2 separate regions of the Mus musculus genome follow, and region 1 is linked to region 2. Evidence: chromatin loops called from intact Hi-C (ENCODE). Cell type or tissue: heart. All regions are shown on one strand. Links, peaks and the distances in the headings refer to the core of each region. The heading gives the core; the rest is flanking DNA.

Region 1 (9,266 bases), core at 839-8,838, 100 kb after region 2:
GCCCTGGCATTCCCCCGTATTGGGGCATATAAAGTTTGCAAGACCAAGGGGGCTCTCTTCCCAATGATGGCCGACTAGGACATCTTCTGCTACATATGCAGCTAGAGACACGAGCTCTGGGGGTACTGGATAGTTCATATTGTTGTTCCACCTATAGGGTTGCAGACCCCTTCAGCTCCTTGGGTACTTTCTCTAGCTCCTCCACTGGGGGCCCTGTGATCCATCCAATAGCTGATTGTGAGCATCCACTTCTGTATTTGCCAGGCACTGGCATAGCCTCACATGAGACAGCTATATCAGGGCCCTTTCAGCAAACTCTTGCTGGCATATGCAATAGTGTCTGGGTTTGGTGGCTGACTATGGGATGGATCCCCAGAATCACTTAAGTCAGTGTATCCTTTACCCTGTTAACAGAAATCTACGGCTGGTGAGAAGGCTCAGTAATTAAAAGTATTGGCACCATGACTGATACTTCTTTGATCCCCAGGACATACATGTTTGGAAGGAGAGAACTGACTTCTGTAAATTGTCTTTTGGCCTCCACTTGCACACCACAACATGTGTTTATATACAAATACAAACAAGTTAAAAATGTTTCATACTCCCAAATGATCTCGGGTCTTTGGATATATGGGGTAGGATGGAGATACATTTTACAGAAATACAATTCTAAATGACGAACAGTTATGGTTTGGATCTGAAATGTTCTCTGAGTATTCTAAAGATTTGCTGCTCAGTGTACAGGGAAGTGGTACAACCTTATGAAATGGTTTAGTTCCTGGGTATGTGTGCTTGAGGTATATCAAGAGCCTGGGTCCCTTTCTACTCTGTCTTTTTATCTCTCTCCTTCCCAGTCCATGACTGGAAAGGAGGTTCTCTGCCATAAGTTCCATGTCATGATGTTCTTCCTTGCTACAGGTCTAACAGCAAAGCCATCAAATGAACACTAACTCGGAAACAATGAGCTCAGATAACCTTTTCCTGGTAGTTTGAATGAGAATGGCCCAATAGGCTCATATATTTGAATACTTGGTTCATAGTTGGTAGAACTATTTGAGAAGATTAGGGGCATGCATAGCCTTGTTGGAGGTGTCACTGGGGGTGGGCTGTGGGGTTCCAAACACCATCCCCAGTTAGTTTTCTTTGACTCATAATTGTTGATCAGAATGTGAGCTCTTAGGTACTGCCCCAGCACCATACCTACCTGCTGCCACATTCTCACCACAATGGTCACTGACTCACCTTCTGAAACTAGACCCTCCAAATAAACTTCTAGAAGTTGCCTTGGTCATGGTGTTTCTATTACAATAGAAAAGTGTTTAATGTGTTTTTCAGTTTAGGTTGTTTTTTGAGGTATTTTGTCACAGAGACAGGAAGCTAACATTGATTTAAATTATTTTACTACTTAGGTCTTTCTGTGATGGTTCATAAACTTATTACTCATATTTTTGTATGTATTTATTAAATTGCAGAGCAGTTGTATACTATAATAAAGGTCTTGTCTTCCTCAAGTATACTAGGATCTACATTCACCTTTGGAATATCACGTATCATGACACTAAATCAATTATATTTGAGAAAACAAACAAAACCCAAATAATCTTCAACAAGAAACAGTGTACTATTACAAGCTTTTTTTTTTTTTTTTATTTCTACATAGCCCTGGTTGTCCTGGAACTCACTATGTAGACCAGGCTGGACTGAAACTCGTAGAGATCTATCTTTGGCCCATGTGTGCTAGGATTAAAGGCAAATGCCAACATGCCCAGAGCACTTTTTAAAAATTATATTAATTTCTGCATGTGTAATAAAGTACCTAATGACAATGAAATTTCCATTATTTTGCAGTGAACAATATTCATTACATACCAAATTGTTCACTCCTTTGTTTTTTAACCCAGTACTGCAAAATTTCCCACATCACTTTGCTTTTCTATGTAATAGACCACTTCAAGTCTAGAGGCAGCATAGTTTCTTGCTATATTTACCTACTATCACGTATCTCACAGGTAAAAAACAGAAAACAAATCAAACACATATAGGGCTTATTATGTATTTGGTTTTGAAATTTGGTATTATACAGATATTCAAAAATCCAATTTCAGTCTCAGAGCAGTATAAAATGATTTCTGAATGTCTAAATGATATAGTTCCTTCTTTTTTTTGTGTGTATTTGTGTATGTGTGTATGCTGCATGTATGTAGGTTTACATGACAGTTATATACATCACTCGCATGGTAGTAGCGTCATAGACACAAGTATCAGTGACCAGTCTTTTACAAAATGTTGGTTCCTTCGACTCAGATCCTCCTGCTTGTATAAAAAGTGCTCTTACCTATTGAGCCATTTTCACATCCTCTAAAAAAATCTTTCTAGGCAGAGCTGGCTATGTTCAGGATATCCAGAACTATGAATCTTCTGAGTTGGGATAAAGACAACATCAGTTTACATTAAAGTGCCATCTGGAGCTATTCCAGGCACTAAAAGCCCTCAGGTCAAGCAAGACACCAGTGAGATCCTGTAGAAATAGCAATCCCTTTTGAAGTACCAATGGATACAAGGGACATCTGTGTTTTTAAATAGCAAGTGTGCAGAGAAGAAACAAAGTGGAACAAAAATAGAAGTGCCATCACAGTGCCAAGGAATAGAATGTCTTTCCTAGAAATGAGTTTTATTGCTAGCGTGGCACTCACAATCTACAAATATTACTCCATCTAGTACTTTTTAATCTCCTATTACTTTGATATCTAAGTATTTAAACAAACATTACTTTTTCTTGCTAGACTTTTGTTTGTTTGTTTGTTTGTTTTTGAGACTGGGATTCTCTGTGTAGTCCTGGCTTGCCTTCAAGTCATAGAGAGTAGCCTACCTCTGCTTCCCAAGTGTGCCACCACTGCCTGGCTCTTCCTAGACTTTTATGTATGTGATCTCAAAGGCATAAGTAAATTTCAAAATTGTCATTGTGGTGAGAAACCCATTTCTGCAATCTGTCCTCTGACCTCCTCGTATCCTCTGTAGCATATGTGTACTGCAAAATAGATTGTAAAAATGTAATATTTTTTTAATCTACCATGTGTGCCAACTTCCCTCTTGCCCCCCCAAGAGACATAATTTTCATTTTTTAAATGTTTATTTGTCTGAGTGTATGTATGCATGCATGTTCCTAGTGCTTATTGATGTCTAAAGAGGGCATCAGATTCCTCAGAATTAGATGACATGTTACCATGTGGAAATTGAATTTTGATCCTCTGCAAGAGCCATAAGTGCTTTTAAGGTCTGGATCAACTCTCCAGCCCATGTCACACATTAAAATCTCTCTAGCTCGCTCTCTCTCTGTCTCTCTGTCTCTCTGTCTCTGTCTCTGTCTCTCACACACACACACACACACACACACACACACACACCAGCTATTCTTAGGCTACTGATTTAATTGCTTTTATACTGAAGAAGAGTAGGAAAATAAGTGGGAGGGATGTAACTATTCTAAAAAATCATTGAAGAAAACCCAACAAGGGGTTGGATGTATAGCTCAGTTGATAACTTTCCCGTTAAACACTTGAAAGGTTTAGTGGAATTCCTAGCATCACCAAAAGAGAAAAGGGGGTAGAGTGGGGGGACAAATACCTAAGTCCCCAATTTTTGAGTAATACATTCAGAGAGGTTTAGTCTCTTCAACTTTGACTCTTTTTTCTTGGTGGACTATTTAAAAAATATAAAACAAAACAATACAAACAAAAACCACTGTTTGTCCTCCCCCATGTTGCTTTGATTGCTACCTTTGATATGTTTCTGAGTTTATTTAGACTTTAGGAGTTGTCTGTGTCCTCACTGAATGTGTTTTTGTTGTCTGAATTCATCACTTGGAGACAGTAATGGAAAGACCTGAGTTTCCCCACTTAGCTGTGTGACCTTGAGTGAGCCACCTCAACTGGAAAGTAGAAAACTATACTTGGCCTAATACAGAGCAACAAATTATTTCATTTAAATAAACACTAAATACTTGCTTTGCTATTAGGAAATATGAGAAAATATTCTTGATATTCTGTTTACAGGAAACCTGGTGGTAAACAGCACAGGTTTTGTTGTTAGAGGAGTCCTGTTTCTTGAATTCAAGCTACTGTTGGTTAGCTCTGTAGCCCTCTGCCATCTTCCTATTCTCTCTGCCTTTCACTTCTTTGTCTACTTGAGTCAATCTCTCTCCTCTTTAGAAAACCATTGTAGGGATGAAATGAGGACCCGAATAAGAATAAAATTTCTTTCAACATATACCAAATTGTACTTGATGGAATGCTAGTTAAATTTTTCTTCCTCTATTACATATGAGTCACAAATTGTGCAACTGTCCAGGGATTAGAAATGACAACCATAACACAGGAAGAATATTGAGGTTAAAAAAAAGGACTTTATTTTCTACCCATCTGTAGTCTTGGAACCAATAACGAGAATCTCCTTGTTTCTGTTACTATAGATAAATGTGCAGGACTGAATACAATGAAGTATCTAATAATCAGGATTGGATTCAAAGATAATTAACAGAAGACATTTCAAGTTTAACAGTTCTCTAGTAGGGTATGCCTGATTGGCTGCACATGAGATGATCACAAATGAAAGATCAAAGGAGAGGAGATGGGAATACCACACAACAGAGAGCTCCTGAGGCAGGACAAACGCTAAGCGTTCAAGGAGTTCAAGAATTGAGACTGGGCCCCAACTCTGAGAGATTCCGGGTAACTTATCTCGACCTCCGGTCTTGATCAGATAGATAAGTATCTGCTTTACCCGTGTCCTAGGAGAGATGTGATCCAATGAAATCACATGACAATCTTATCTATAGTTAAGAAAACATTACTTTAGGAGACACACGATGACTTCTAGCAGCAATTAGCTGACAAGTCCAATGGCAGGGACAGAGACTAGGAAGTCAACAGTATCTGAGTCTGTTGAGTGTTTATGTTCCTGGTGCTGAAAGCAGCGGGTTGGAGCTAAGCAGGCTTTGCCTAGGGGCTGGTTTTTTGCAAAGTTGAGGTTCTGGGGCCCGGAACCAGCGAGGTTGTAGCCTCCTCAGACCCGACCTTCAGTCCCCTCAAGTGAGGAGCCGGCGGGGGCATCAGTGTCTGGCTGCCATCAGCCGCGACTTCCAAGTCTCTCAGGAGCGGAGTCAGGGGTATAACAGCGGCTGCCTACCATCAGCCTCATCCTCAGTCCCTTTCAGGTGAGGCGCTGATGGCCAGCAGGGTTGGGTCACAGGGGTCCCCAACGCCCTCTGTCGGACAGGACACTGCTGCCTTCATGCCGCCTTGCACGTAAGCAGATGACAGAGGCTGTTACTTACAGGCCGCTCGCCGAGGCACACCTGAAGGGGAACTCGCCAAGCCTCTGGCCACCACCGCTCTCCACGCTTAAGGCACCGGACTTTCGCCTCAGCTCGGACAGCAGAGAGCTGAATCTGCTCAGGTACAAAACAGCAGGCGAGCTGCCAGCCAGCCTGACAGGGAGGACGTCCTCGGGGCGGGGCGTGGCGTCCGCGGGACACGCCCCCAGAGGCCGGCTCTGGCCTTGCTCCACCTCTTCCGGCCTTCTCTCTGTTTGCCACCACCGCCTCCTGCAGGGCCCACACACTTCACATTTCCCTTCGGCTGCCGGTCCGCTTCCGGCCTCACGGCGCGCAAGCGCACTCGTAGGAGTGTTTTGACAGCTCCGGGCCTGGAGAAGGAGCAGGTGTCGCGAGAGTGGGCAGCGCGCCGCCTAGCGAGAGCTGGAATTATGGCGAACCTGGGAAGTGAGGCCGAGCGGGAGCCCCTCTTGGGCCCGGGATCACCCGGAAGCAGGTGAGCAGGCGGGTGGGACTAGCTGGGAACAGTGAGTCCACTGTCCGGACCCGAAACCCGGCTGCACATGCGCATGCCCAGCAACGCCTTCGGAGCCGCTTAGGACAGGCTCCGGGATAATGGCGTGTACTTGGGAATAGAGGAGAATCTTGGTGCTTGGAGAACTTGTGTACCTAGAAAGCTGGGCAGGGGGATGCTTCACAAAGGTCACAGCAGTTTCACATTGTAGCCCTTGTGCTGTGTGTCTTAAGCATCTGCCTGAATCCTGTTATGGTAATTCCTTCTTGCTTGAGAGCTTCTTTTTCTTCACTATTTTTCCTTTGTTTTGTATGAAGAAACCTAAGCTGCCTCCTTTACAGCAGACACTGCATTCTGTTGACCCTGTGTAGCTGTCCACTGTCACAAAAGCCCCAAATGGTGGTTTTAACCGACACTCAAGAGCTAAACTTGAGTTAGACTTTTCCTAACCTGCCTAATAACGTCTTCATATTTTGCAAATAAACCCACTTAAAATGACTCACATTTGCTCAGTATCACATGTCCAAAATAAAGACACCTTTAAGCGTTTCATTAGTATTTTCATCCTTGTAATTCTCATTTTGATCCTAATTTATGAGCACTAATTTAGAAAAGTTGGGCTTGTCTTACTGTAGCAATATGTATTCTTACTTTTACGAAGCAATAAGTATTATTTCATCGAGTCTTTTATTTGAAGCGCAGTGTGTGTTTTATTAGGTTCATTTTTTGAGGGGGAACGGGTGGCACATGCATCATGCTTTGTACAGAGGCCAGAGGATGGATTACAATTTTATGTTTCTTGATTTTTATCTTGAGGTGATTAAAATAAGTAGCAGTGTTGACATTTGTTTTAAAAGAGCTGCATCCCCCAGGCCTGTTGAGACCTTCGAAGCTGTTGGCTTCTGCCCTGCTTTTTGCTGTGCCGCAATCCTTTTGGAGTTCTTACAGCTCTATAGTTGCCCTGCGTATTCCACGCCTAGAAGAGGCCATCCCTCTTCTCCCTTTTGAAATCTGTCAGCAACCCTCATTTATGTTACCTGCAACTCCTGCCAACAACTTTTTTTCTTCCAGGCTTGTTATTTGCCGGGACCCTGAAGTTATTTTTACTTACTGTAATTTTGTGCTTCTGATGTACAGGCTCTGCCAGGCTAGAGCTCCCTGTTAGTCACGTGCATAGGGCTGTGGCATTTCCATTTCCTAGCCTTCTTTGTGCTGCTTGCTTTTCTTTTGTTGTATTTCATGTCTGGCCTGTGTTTTCCAGAAAGAGTGTGGGATCCTTGAGTTATATATGTACAGCTAACCACAGAAATATGATTTTGATTGAAATAAGCTTAAACACATTTTCTCTTACTTTTCTCTCCCTTTTAAATAAGTGATTGTGTTAGGCTTCATCTATAGGTGAAGATGGACAGATGTTCCTGTCCATGAAGAGTTCATTAGATTGAACTCTATGTTCTGTGTTTAGCATTTTAAAAATTAAAAGGAAATATGTATGCTGTTTTTAAAATCATAAGTTGATTCCCTAGCTATGACTAACTGCAGGGTTTGCTCACTTGTACTTTACTGTACAAAGTTCAGTATAGTAAGCCAGCAACCCTTATCAAACAAGATTGACTAATCAGGATTTATTGATGTAATTGGATTAGATCCTTCTTCTTTTCTTGAGTGTCTAGTGCTCTCAACTGACTTCCTTTATGAATTCTATTTAAGAGAACAGAGGCCGACCACTTTTTCTGTAATAGTCCTATTGGTGTATAGTTTAGATTTGTTGGTTCAGGCCCAAAGGCAAAGTCATGGATAGCATAGATACTTAGAAGAGAAAATCTGCAGATCATACTAAATGAGTGCATTGTTTAGTCAGTAGGTTGGTCTATTGGCGAGAAACTTGGTCTTTGAAGTTAGTCTTTTGTCATCTGGTAACAACTATTCACCTGTAAACCAGTTTTATCTATCAAGCTAAAGACCGGTGGTGTCTGGATTTGACCTAAAGATTATAGATTGCTAGCCTTACCTTAGGTTTTTTTGAAATGCTACAGACACTTCAAATTCTTATTTCAGTGTTTGTCAATAAAAGAAATATTACTGCACCCTCTGTCCTAACATGTCTGCATTACCTCCCTCCTCTCTTCCCTCACTCCCTTCCTTTCTTCCTTCCTTTCAGGTAAGTTCTCACTTTGGAGCCCAGGCTGGCTCACAGCTCAGTCTGGTAGAGGCTGGCCTTGAACTTAGGGTCTTCCTGCTTTCCCTCCTTCGTAGTGCAATAACAGTAACAGGCAGGTACTAGTATGCTTGTCTTACAGTGCAGACCTTTTGTTTCTGTCATATGTCTGCAGTTATATCAGTATGCTCTCTCCAGATGCTCACCCTTCTTGCTCTCCAGTTCTGAGTCTGGCTGTTCTGCCTTTCTGTAGTGAGACCAGAGCGAATTTTGAAAGTGCAGTGCTGCTCTGCCCCAGACTCTGTGCAAAAACACTCACTGAATCATATTGTTTTACCCAGGTGTTCAGTTCATGCCAGTGTATTATGTATTTTTCTTGGATTTTAAGTCATATATTTGTTAAACATTCTGCCATCTGGAGCTGTGGTTATCAAAATATTAGAACACCATGGTTTTACTTGAGAGAGAATTCCATCAGGAAAATGAATGCCAGGATACAGCAGAACTAGTAGATAGAAGGTAAACGTTAAACAAATCCCCTTGGAAAGAAGTACAGCATTTTTTGCTTGTTTGTTTGTTTGTTTTAGGTTTTGTTTGTTTGTTTAGACAGGGTCTCACTATGTAGCCCTGGCTGGCCTGGAACTACTATGTACATGGCTTCTACCTTCAAACTCACAGAGATCCTGCTGTCTCTGCCCCCTAAGTGCTGGGATGAAAGGCATGCGCCATGACACCCAGGTTCAGTTTTTCTTCTTACAACCCTGTAAAGCAGAAGTCTGTAAAGCTCAGCCTCAGCCATCTAACATATGTGTCATCAAAATAAAAAACGTATGCTAATTCAGTAAATCAACATCCATATTCTGTTATTCCTTCTAAATTAAAAAAGAGCATTATGGGGGGGGGGGCTAGAGAAATGACACAACGGTTAAGAGAGCAGACTGTTCTTACAAAGGTCCTGAGTTCTAATCCCAGCAACCACACTGTGGATCTGTAATGAGATCTGATGCCCTATTCTGAAGGGTCTGAAAATGTGTACTTACATATAATAATAAATAAATAAATCTAAAAAAAGCGTAATATATACTTATTACTTTAAAAGATTTCAAATACATGGAAAGATTGAAATAATTTACCTAATACCAATTAGTTTTTCTTCCCAATTAGTTTATCTTCACCAGTCAATTGTCTTTACACACACACACATCTAATGCTAAAGTAAAGTAAGTTTCAGATATTACGAATATGTTATTGCAGTCTGCCTT
Region 2 (9,266 bases), core at 462-8,461:
TGGGCTACACAAGTAGATAGTGTTTCAAAAAGCAAGCAAAATAACAAAAGCAAATAAGTTAGTGAGCATTTCTGCGTGCAAAACCTAAGAAACTAAATTGGTTCTGCGTGCAAAACCTAAGAAACTAAATTGGTTCAACATTTATCTCCCCCTACAGGAGAGATAAAACAATCACAATTGTACAGGATCCCTTCACCGCATTTGACCCTCACAACCCCATAAACATGCTCAAACTTCGGCTGTTCCACCAACTCTCCCCAGACCAGCGAAAACTTGCCAACAAAACAGCCGCAATTCCCACAGAAAAGTTCAGTTATTTTAGTGCAGTTTTATTAAAAAAAGAAAAAAAAAGAAAAAGGAGAGTTTTACTCAGCATTTCCATTCTAACTTTTTTCTTTTTGACTTCTCTTCGAACGCCTAATCCTCTACATCAATCGGCATACGCCACCAAATACAAGCCAGTCTTCATTTTACTTTCTAACTGCAGTTGCTGCAACCCAAATAAAGCCCCAAGGGCCATATTGCATGGGTCAGCATTCGAACGCAAAGGCACAACCCAATTGCTAACGCGCAGGCTACCGTGGGACCAGCTGTGCGATCCGGACTCTGAATCAACTGTCCTGTGTCAGGCATTCTGAAACACAACCACACAACCGCAAAAACACCTAATACCAGCTGCCTTCACAGCCACATCTACCTAGCAGCTTTTCGAGACTTTCGTTTCACCACCTCACTTCAGGAGCCAGCCCAATCGGACTTCCACTTACAAATCCGCTCGTCCCGACTCGCCTCTACTCTGTGTCAAGTTCCCGGAAACTTTTCCACGGTATTCACCGCGTCTAGGACGCCGACACGTGAAGGCACGAGCCCAGCACAGCCCCGCTGCCCAGTCACCCACGTCGTGCCCCTACCCGTCAAGGAGAACCTGAGGTCCCACCTCTTCCTGTCGCTCCCTCTCCTAGATGTCCATTTATGTAAATCGGCACGGTGAATGACACCTAGGAACCAAACACCTCCCGCGGACCGCACTCACCGGCCTCCGGGGAGTCCTGAGCGGGCGACGGCACGCCGGTGCCCACGGTGGACAGGTGCTGCGGCAGCTTCTTGGTCCACGGGTTCCCCTTTGGCGGCGGCGGCGGCGGCTTGTCCTCCGGGCCGGCTGCCGCTGGGTCCTCGCGGGCGTCCTCCGGTGGGTCCCGCGGTGCTGGCGGCGGCAGCGGCGGCGGTGGTGGTGGCGGCGGCGGAGGCGGCGGCGGCAGCGGCGGAGCCTCCCCGCCGAAGGGACCCCCGGGCGCACGCGCCTTGTGCGCCAGGTGCAGCGCCAGCGGCCTCACGGGCACGGCCGCTTGCGGCACGCTGTGTCCCAGCACGAGCGCCGGCGACGGCTCTCCCCGCGCACCCGCGCTGGTGGCGGCCGCGGCCCGCTCCTCCCTCGCCTCCTTGCCCTCCCGCTCGCCGGGCGCCGGCTGCTCCGCCCGCCGGCTCGTCGCTGCCAACAGCGCGTCCCGGTCTCCGGCCACGGCGGGCGGGTCCTCCCGGGTGGCAGCGGCGGGCACCGGGGCGCGAGCGGACATGGCCGGCCCCTGGCCCCAGCCTCCTGCCCAGCCGGGGGCCGTCCGGGTCCAGGGAGCCCGGCCGCCCCTCTCTCCACACGGGGGCACCGACCCGCTTCGGTCCTGGGACGCGGAACCCGCCCGCCGAGGCGTGCAGCGCCCGGCGTGCCCGTCCTCCCCGCCCGCCGAGCGGAGCGCTAACCGCCCGCCGCCTGGCCTCGTCGCAGCGCACGGCCGGAGCTCGCCACTCGCGCCGGGCGCGCCCGAGCCGCGAGCCCTCAGCGGGCGCGGGCGACAACGCGGCGCTCCAGCCAGTCTGAAGGATCTCTGGCGAGCTGCGGAGGCGCGCGCGGCCTGAGCCGGTAACTGTCCCTGAGGGCGGGGCATGCAGAGGGCGAGGCAGCCAGGGGCGGGGCGTGCAGAGGGCGAGGAAGGCTACTGGGCGGGGCGTACAGAGGGCGAGGAGGGCCAATGGGCGGGGTGGCCAGGTAGGCGGGGCGTTTATAGGCTGAGGCGGGCCGATGGGCTGGGCGTGCGGAGGCGGAGGCGTCCAAGAGGCGGGGCGCGCAAGGGGAAAGGCGTGCCAGTGGGCGGGGCGTGATGTAGGCAAGAGCCAAGATAATCAGCGTTCAGTAGGCCAGGTGCCCAAGGACCAGGGCGAGGGCCAGTCAGGGTGAGGGGCGGGGCGGGTAGAGGGCGAGGCAGGTTAGGGGGCGGGCACCCTGGAAAGTGACGTGGCCACTTGCGGGCATTCCCTAAACGCTGCGGGCGACCGCGGCCTGTGGAGTCTTCCCGAATGCGGCGGGCATGGTTTGATGAGAGCCCCGCCCTAGCGGATCGCGAGGATGAACCTGCTACGCTTGGGGAGCATCTTACGTCTGTGACCCAGGGACTAGGAGGACAATCTTCAGGAACCAGGAGGACCAGAAAGTCCATTTGCGCTAAGGTGAAACGCTTCAGGCTTTTCACGAGGGCGGGTCCTCAGGACCCAGGAAAAGTTTCCCAGTAACGATGTGGGCTCCAATAGGCACTCCTGATCCGGAGCCAAGTTCAAGTGAAGACCCAGCCTCGACATTACAAGAAGTGCACTTGTCGGTCCTGATTCTAACCTACAGACAACGAAATGATTCTTTAGTGCTCTTGAGTAAAACGAACACTAGACATTTCGCCACCTTTTTCATTTTTCATTTTTTTTCAGTGGGTTTTGATGTTTTCATCAAACTAAGTCTCCTGTAGCACAAGTTGACCTCGATCTCGAGGCTGGCCGTGAGCCTACCATTCTAGTCCAGGTTGCCCTGGAAGCCATCGATTTAGACCAGTCTGGTTCTGAACTCAAAGGAATGCACCTGCCTTAGCTTTTGAAATGGGATGACCAACAGGCATGCGTGCTACCCACCAGCTAGTCTTGAACTTTTTTTTTTTTTTAAGATTCTTTTAGAGTCCCTAAGGCTAGTATTAAAGCATAAGGACCACACCCAGTTGGCTTTGTACATTCACTCTGTCTAGATTTCTTTTTTTAGATCCGCCTGCCTCTGCCTCCCAAATGCTGTGATTAAAGAAGCGCACTGCCCAGCATGAATTGTTCTATTTTTAATCACAAGAATGCGAGTACGTGTGTGTGCGTTTGTGCACACACACAAGTGTGCAGGTGCCCTTGATTACCAGAGGTATTGGATCCTCCTTGCGCTGCCGATACAGGCTGTTGTGCCCAGCACGGTGCTGGGAAGCCAGAGTGTAAGCGCTCTTAGTCCTCAAGCCATCTCTCCAGCTCCTTTGCTTTGAACAATTGACTGAGTGAAAAAAGAGCTACAGAGGAGAGGACATGACTGCTCCTAGGCATGGTGGAGGAATCTAGAGTGGACATGACCAGACTGAGACTGAACTGGAGGCATGTGGAGAGGAGGGGGGGATGGAAGAGGGGAGAGAAAGGGACAAATTTTAGCAGCCTGGAGGCCAAAGGTACAAAAGGGACGTGCAACCAGAATGGCTGCATTATAATAAGGGAAGAGCAGCCCAGTTGCCTGGGCTGGGGAGTCCAGTGTAGGGACTGGGGGTATGGCAGCCAGGAGGGCCCTGTAATTGTTTGGGGCTGAAGGATGCCTGGAGAACCTAGCTTCCAGGTCCCCATTGTTAAATAGGCACCTCAGCCTTTTGCCCCGGGGATTTGAGATTTAACTTTGACCTTTACTCCAACTCCCAAATGCCTTGATTAGAGGAGGGGAGCCATCACTCCCAGTTAATTTCCCAGGCTTTAATCTGTAGGAATTGCACTGGATCACAGTTTAACTATGTTCCCACTGTTGCTCCCCAGTGATGGGTAGTGACACAGTACAGATAGATAACATTTTGGGAAGCCTAGCAAGTTCTTTCTTTTTAGCATTGAAATTTGATCTGAGGTGATATTGGCAGCACATGCTTCTGGTTTAATGAAGTTCTATTCTGCAAGGTCATCATTGAGAGCTATTCTTACTGGTGAAAAGGTTTTCTCCACCTCACGCCAGCTCCAACCCTGTTGAATAGTGTACTCATGACCTCACACATTACGTCAGCTATAAAGTGAGGCTTTGCTGTGACCCTAAGCAACCTCCTGAAACTGGTTGCTAGTCAATGAGGACTATACTTCAATCTGTATTGCCCAATGCCAACTTTTTTTGTTTTGGTTTGGTTTTTGTTTTGTTTTGTTTTTGTTTTTATTTTGTTTGTTTGTTTGTTTTTGTTTTGAGACAGGGTTTCTTTGTGTAGCCCTGACTGTCCTGCAACTAGCTCTGTAGATCAAGCTACAGACTGGCAGAGATCCCCCTGCCTCTGTCTGACAGAGATGCCCCTGTCACCTGAAATGCTGGGATTGAAGGAGTGCACCACCACTGCTTGGCTGCTAGCTGTTCTTGTAATCAGAGTTAGTTTGTTTTTTTCAAGACCTGTTGGGAAATACTAAATTGTATAAAATTGTACCAACAAGTACTAGTCAATGAGATTCTGAACACATTGTATTTATTTATTTATTTATTTATTTATTTATTTTTTCGAGACAGAGTTTCTCTGTGTAGCCCTAGCTGTCCTGGAACTCACTCTGTAGACCAGGCTGGCTTCGAACTCAGAAATTCGCCTGCCTCTGCCTCCCAAGTGCTGGGATTAAAGGTGTGCGCCACCATGCCCAGCTGTGTTTATTTTTTACCATCAGCTTATTGAAATACAAGACTGAGTCAGGGGAGGAAGAGGAAATAGGATAGTGTCTCTCTAAAATTCCATTTACTTGTGCTGCTGTGGATATTTGGTGTATGCATGTGTATGTGTATGTGTGTACACACGGGTACGTGTATGTAGGTCAGAGGTAGACTTCAGGCAGCATCCACCCATTTCTCTTTATTTATTTATTATTTTGATGTAAATTCTCTCACTAGCTGGAACTCACCCACTAGGCTGGGCCAGCTGGCCAGTGAGTCTGAACCTCCCTGGTGCCACCATGTTTGGTCCTTTTTTGGACATCAAACTCAAATCCTCATAAGTACTTTTCTGAGCTCTCACTCTAGTTCTGGATTGTATTTAAAGATTACAGACTTCTCAAAAAAAAAAAAAAGTTTCAGCTGGGCATGGGACACACACCTTTGATCCCAGAACTTGGGAGGCAGAGGCAGGCACATTTCTGTGTCTGAGGCCAGCCTTGTCTACAAAGTGAGTTCCAGGACAACCGTGACTATACAGAGAAACCCTGTCTGGAACAACTCCCCCCCCCCCCCCCCAAAAAAAAAGAGACAGACAGACAGATTCTTAAGTCAAAGTGAAGGATGAGAAAGAAACAGTGTTTCTAGAAACAGTATTTGTTTTGCCAGTAGAGAATTGAGAGCAGTTGTAGACTCCAGAAAACAGTGGCAGGGGTTAAAGCCTCGATTGTAGTGCATTGTTACTTGGACAGAAGCTGGCTGGCTATTATCTATCTTTCAAGTACTTAGAACTCTTGCTTCCTCCTCCTCCTCCTCTTCCTCTTCTTTTTTTTTTTTTTCTCAAGACAGGGTTTCTCTGTGTAGCCCTGGCTGTTCTGGAACTCACTCTGAAGACCAGGCTAGCTTCACACTCAGAGCTCCCCCTGCCTCTTGCTAGGCAACTTGTGCCACCGCTGCCTGCCATACCTGCTTCTTGTTAAGAGCGTTGATGTTTTTGTTCTTGTTCACTCTAGCCTTTTTCTTTTTCTGCTCTTTTTTATTTGTTTCGTGTTTTGTTTCTGAAGAACAAGCAAGAAAACTTTTATTAAGAGGTAGAGCCGGGGCTGGAGAGATGGCTCAGCAGTTAAGAGCATTGACTCCTCTTCCAGAGGCCCTGAGTTCAATTCCTAGTAACCACATGGCCCTCTTCTGGTGTGTCTGAAGACAGCTACAGTGTACTCATATAGATAAATAATTTTTTTTTTTAAGAGATAGAGTAATACCTCCCTAAGAAGGGTCTGGGAAATGGGTTGTCCTGTGTTTTATTTGGTTGCTTTGTATTTTTTGTTTTGTTTTATTTTGGTTTGTTTATTGTGACAGAGTTGCATTAAGTAGCCCAGCCTGCCCTGGAATATGCTATGTAACCTAGACTGACTTCAAATTTTAAAATCTACCAGACTTAGCCTCCCAAGTTCTTCCTGGAGCTGTAGTTATGTGCTACCCAACTTGGCAATCCTCCTTCTCCTGACCTTGTACTAGAGAAGTCTAACTTCCCTAGATAGTAGCAGTGTGCAGACTTGCCCTCTAGCATCTGAATATTAGAAAGGTCTGAAGATATGGAAGTTCACAGTCCTCGTTCCCTAAGTCAAATCACCAAAGCTTATCAGCAGAGTTTTTTCTCTACCTGTCCTGTATTTCTAATCTTTGCCCTTTTAGCCATAGAGATAATAAGCAGCAGCCCTCGGGGTGTACTAGCTGGCCCCAGATTCTCTGAAGATAGTCCATACCTCTGTAAATGGTCCTTTTAACAACTTCAAATTATGCATTCTGAATGTTCCATCTGTTACTGGCACCCTAGCTGAGCCAGTTTGCCATTGCTAACCGCCATTTTGTTCCTTGACTTTTCCTTTATAGCTAGAATATAGCTTATATCAGATTCTTCCTCCATTTCCTAGTTCAAAACCATGGAGGTTCCAGACAAGGTGTCAGGCACTTGTAATCTCAGCTACTCAGAGATGTGGGAGGATCACTTAAACTCAGGATTATGTGGCCAGCATGGACAAATGTGGAGATAGATCTCTGTGCCTAAAACAGTGCTGGAAGTGAAATGTCTGGGGTGCCAAGAAAGCACTTGGCCATTTGTGCCCATTTTTCTAGTAAAAATAAATGAGTCACTAGCTGATCTGTGAATGATTTGTTCTTGAATAGGAGTTATCCATCCTAGCCTAGAGAAACAAGTTATTTGGGTCAAAACTCTACTATGAAGGCAAATGGGTAGAGGATGAAGAAATGAGCTCTCCTATATGAATGTGAGAGAAAGCATCCTCTAGCCAACAGCTCCCCTTCTGCGGAGACAGTCTCATGTGACCCAGACTAGCATTGAATTCTTTAAATTCCCCGGGAAAACTATGAACTCCTAATCATCTGACCTGTAGTTCCCAAGTGCTGGAATTACAGGCCTGTGTCATCACACTCAGTTAATATCCTTGGTGAATGGTAACCACTTTCTAGTCCTTACAAGTTAAGAGACATGATTGTCATTCCCTTCCATACTAGTTCTGTGAGAGCCAAAGTTATGTTGTAAGTTTTACTATGCCTAAGAGGTCTGTCTTAGGGTTTTACTGCTATGAACAGACACTATGTATGGCCAATGTAAGTCTTAAAAGGACAATATTTAATTGGGGCTGGCTTACAGGTTCAGAGGTTCAGTCCATTATCATCAAGACCTGAGCATGGCAGCATCCAGGCAGGCGTGGTGCAGGCAGAGCTGAGAGTTCTACATCTTCATCTGAAGGCTTCCAGGCAGTTAGGATGAGGGTCTTATTTCCCACACCCACAGTGACACACCTACTCCAACAGGGCCATGCCTTCTAATAGTGCCACTCCCTGGGCCAAGCATATATAAATCATCACAAGAGTCATGAAATAAAATACCTCTTATCCTGCAAATCCTTTGCCCAAGGACAGATAATTCCTGAAATACTGGTGGGTATTGTTTATGGGAGATAACAACCTGTATGTTTTAACACCCCTAAACAAGTCTGTTTGACCCAGCTATACCAGATATGCTTGATCAAATGTAGACAGGAGGTAGAAAATACATCAGGTTGTATGCCTGCCTCCTTATTGACTGGATGGGAAATATGATAGACTTATGGGTTGCCTTTTTAAGTCTCTGCAAAATGTGACTTGTCATTTTCGGGGCACCCAGGAATAGACCTGATCAGAGTCCATCCTCCTGGCTAGTATTTAATTAAAGGTTGCTTCATATTTGGCTTTAAAAATGTGTAGTGGTTTTATTCTCGCCTGGTGGAATTAACAGTTCCTTCATCGACAAGAAGCTGCCAGCCAGCAGTGTTCCAGGCTTTCACTAATCCTACCAATTATGGGATCTTTTTACTGCTACCTGCATACTGCCATCACCCTTCCATCATTCTGCCACTGCCAGTCTTCTCTGCCTCCACTAAGGCCCATGCCATACTGTGAGGATTACATGAGATAAATATAACATGTAGCAGGCATATTAAATTACTGGAGATTACCCCTTAATGTAATGGGAATTAAAATCTAGAGAACATAAGTTAGTCTCTTGAGAAAATGTTCTTTAAGAGTAAAACCTGGCCAGGGTGGTAATGGTGCACGCCTTTAATCCCAGCACTGGGGAGGCAGAGGCAGGCAGATCTCTGTGTTAGAGGCCATCCTGGTCTACAGAGTGAGTTCCAGAACAGCCAGGACCACACAGAGAAACTGTTTCAAAACAACAAAGACAGTCTTACTGTTTAGCTAAAGCTGACCTTAAACTTGAAATTTTCATTTCTTTTTTTGTTTGTTTGTTTGTTTTTTCGAGACAGGGTTTCTCTGTTTAGCCCTGGCTGTCCTGGAACTCACTTTGTAGACCAGGCTGGCCTCGAACTCAGAAATCCGCCTGCCTCTGCCTCTGCCTCCCGAGTGCTGGGATTAAAGGCGTGCGCCACCACGCCCGGCTGAAATTTTCATTTCTACTTGAGAATATAAGGCACAAAACAACTCTTCAAGCTTAGGTAGCTTTCAGTACAGCAGTCTTACTGAAATAGGAATTTAGTATCTCAAAAGCTTATGTGTCTGGGCTAAGAACTTCCAGTCTGTAACAGCAGAGCTAGAATTGATTGCTTTCTCTCTACCTTCCCATACTATTTGGTGTCTTTCTATCCCTCTGTCAAGTTTTTGAGACAGGGTTTCATGTAACCCTTGATGTCTTTGAACTACTGGTCCTCCCACCTCCACATCTGTGATGGTTTATATATGCTTGGCCCAGGGAGTGACACTGTTAGGAGGTGTGGCCTTATTGGAGTAGATGTGTAACTGTAGGTGTGGGTTTTAAGACACTTGACCTAGCTGCCTGGAAGCCAGCCTTCAGATGAAGATGTAGAACTCTCAGCTCCTCTTGCACTATGCTTGCCTGGATGCTGCTGCCATGTTCCCGTCTTGATAATAATGGTCAGAAATTCTGAACCTGGCAGCCAGCTCCAATTAAATGTTGTCCTTCTAAGAGTTGCCTTGGTCATGGTGCTCACTGCTTTTGCAGAGGATTAGA

What was found. A loop is a pair of places that touch in the nucleus more often than their neighbours do. Peaks named below come from ENCODE experiments on the same cell type or tissue, not always from the same donor. Only the 100,000 strongest peaks of a DNase experiment are listed, where the experiment ranks them.
Region 1: a loop joins it to region 2, with 10 times the contacts of the local background. A loop is called at or near these places in 4 of 42 quality-filtered maps.

The regions. Positions count from the first base shown.
Region 1 is chr3:40,843,203-40,852,468 of GRCm38, reverse strand. Mfsd8 (major facilitator superfamily domain containing 8) reads left to right here and starts at 5,615. Exons shown (of 12, transcript NM_028140.5): 1 at 5,615-5,828. The coding sequence starts at 5,764. It also overlaps the pseudogene Gm2011. In heart, for the core only: CTCF peaks have their summits at 5,288 (motif pointing left), 5,564 and 5,767; DNase peaks (open chromatin) are centred at 5,218 and 5,708; H3K4me3 peaks cover 1,707 bases; H3K27ac peaks cover 1,297 bases.
Region 2 is chr3:40,942,452-40,951,717 of GRCm38, reverse strand. Larp1b (La ribonucleoprotein domain family, member 1B) reads right to left here and starts at 1,068. Exons shown (of 10, transcript NM_001040399.2): 1 at 1,034-1,068. In heart, for the core only: no CTCF peak of the experiment used is centred there; DNase peaks (open chromatin) are centred at 967 and 2,007; H3K4me3 peaks cover 2,580 bases; H3K27ac peaks cover 1,944 bases; H3K27me3 peaks cover 404 bases.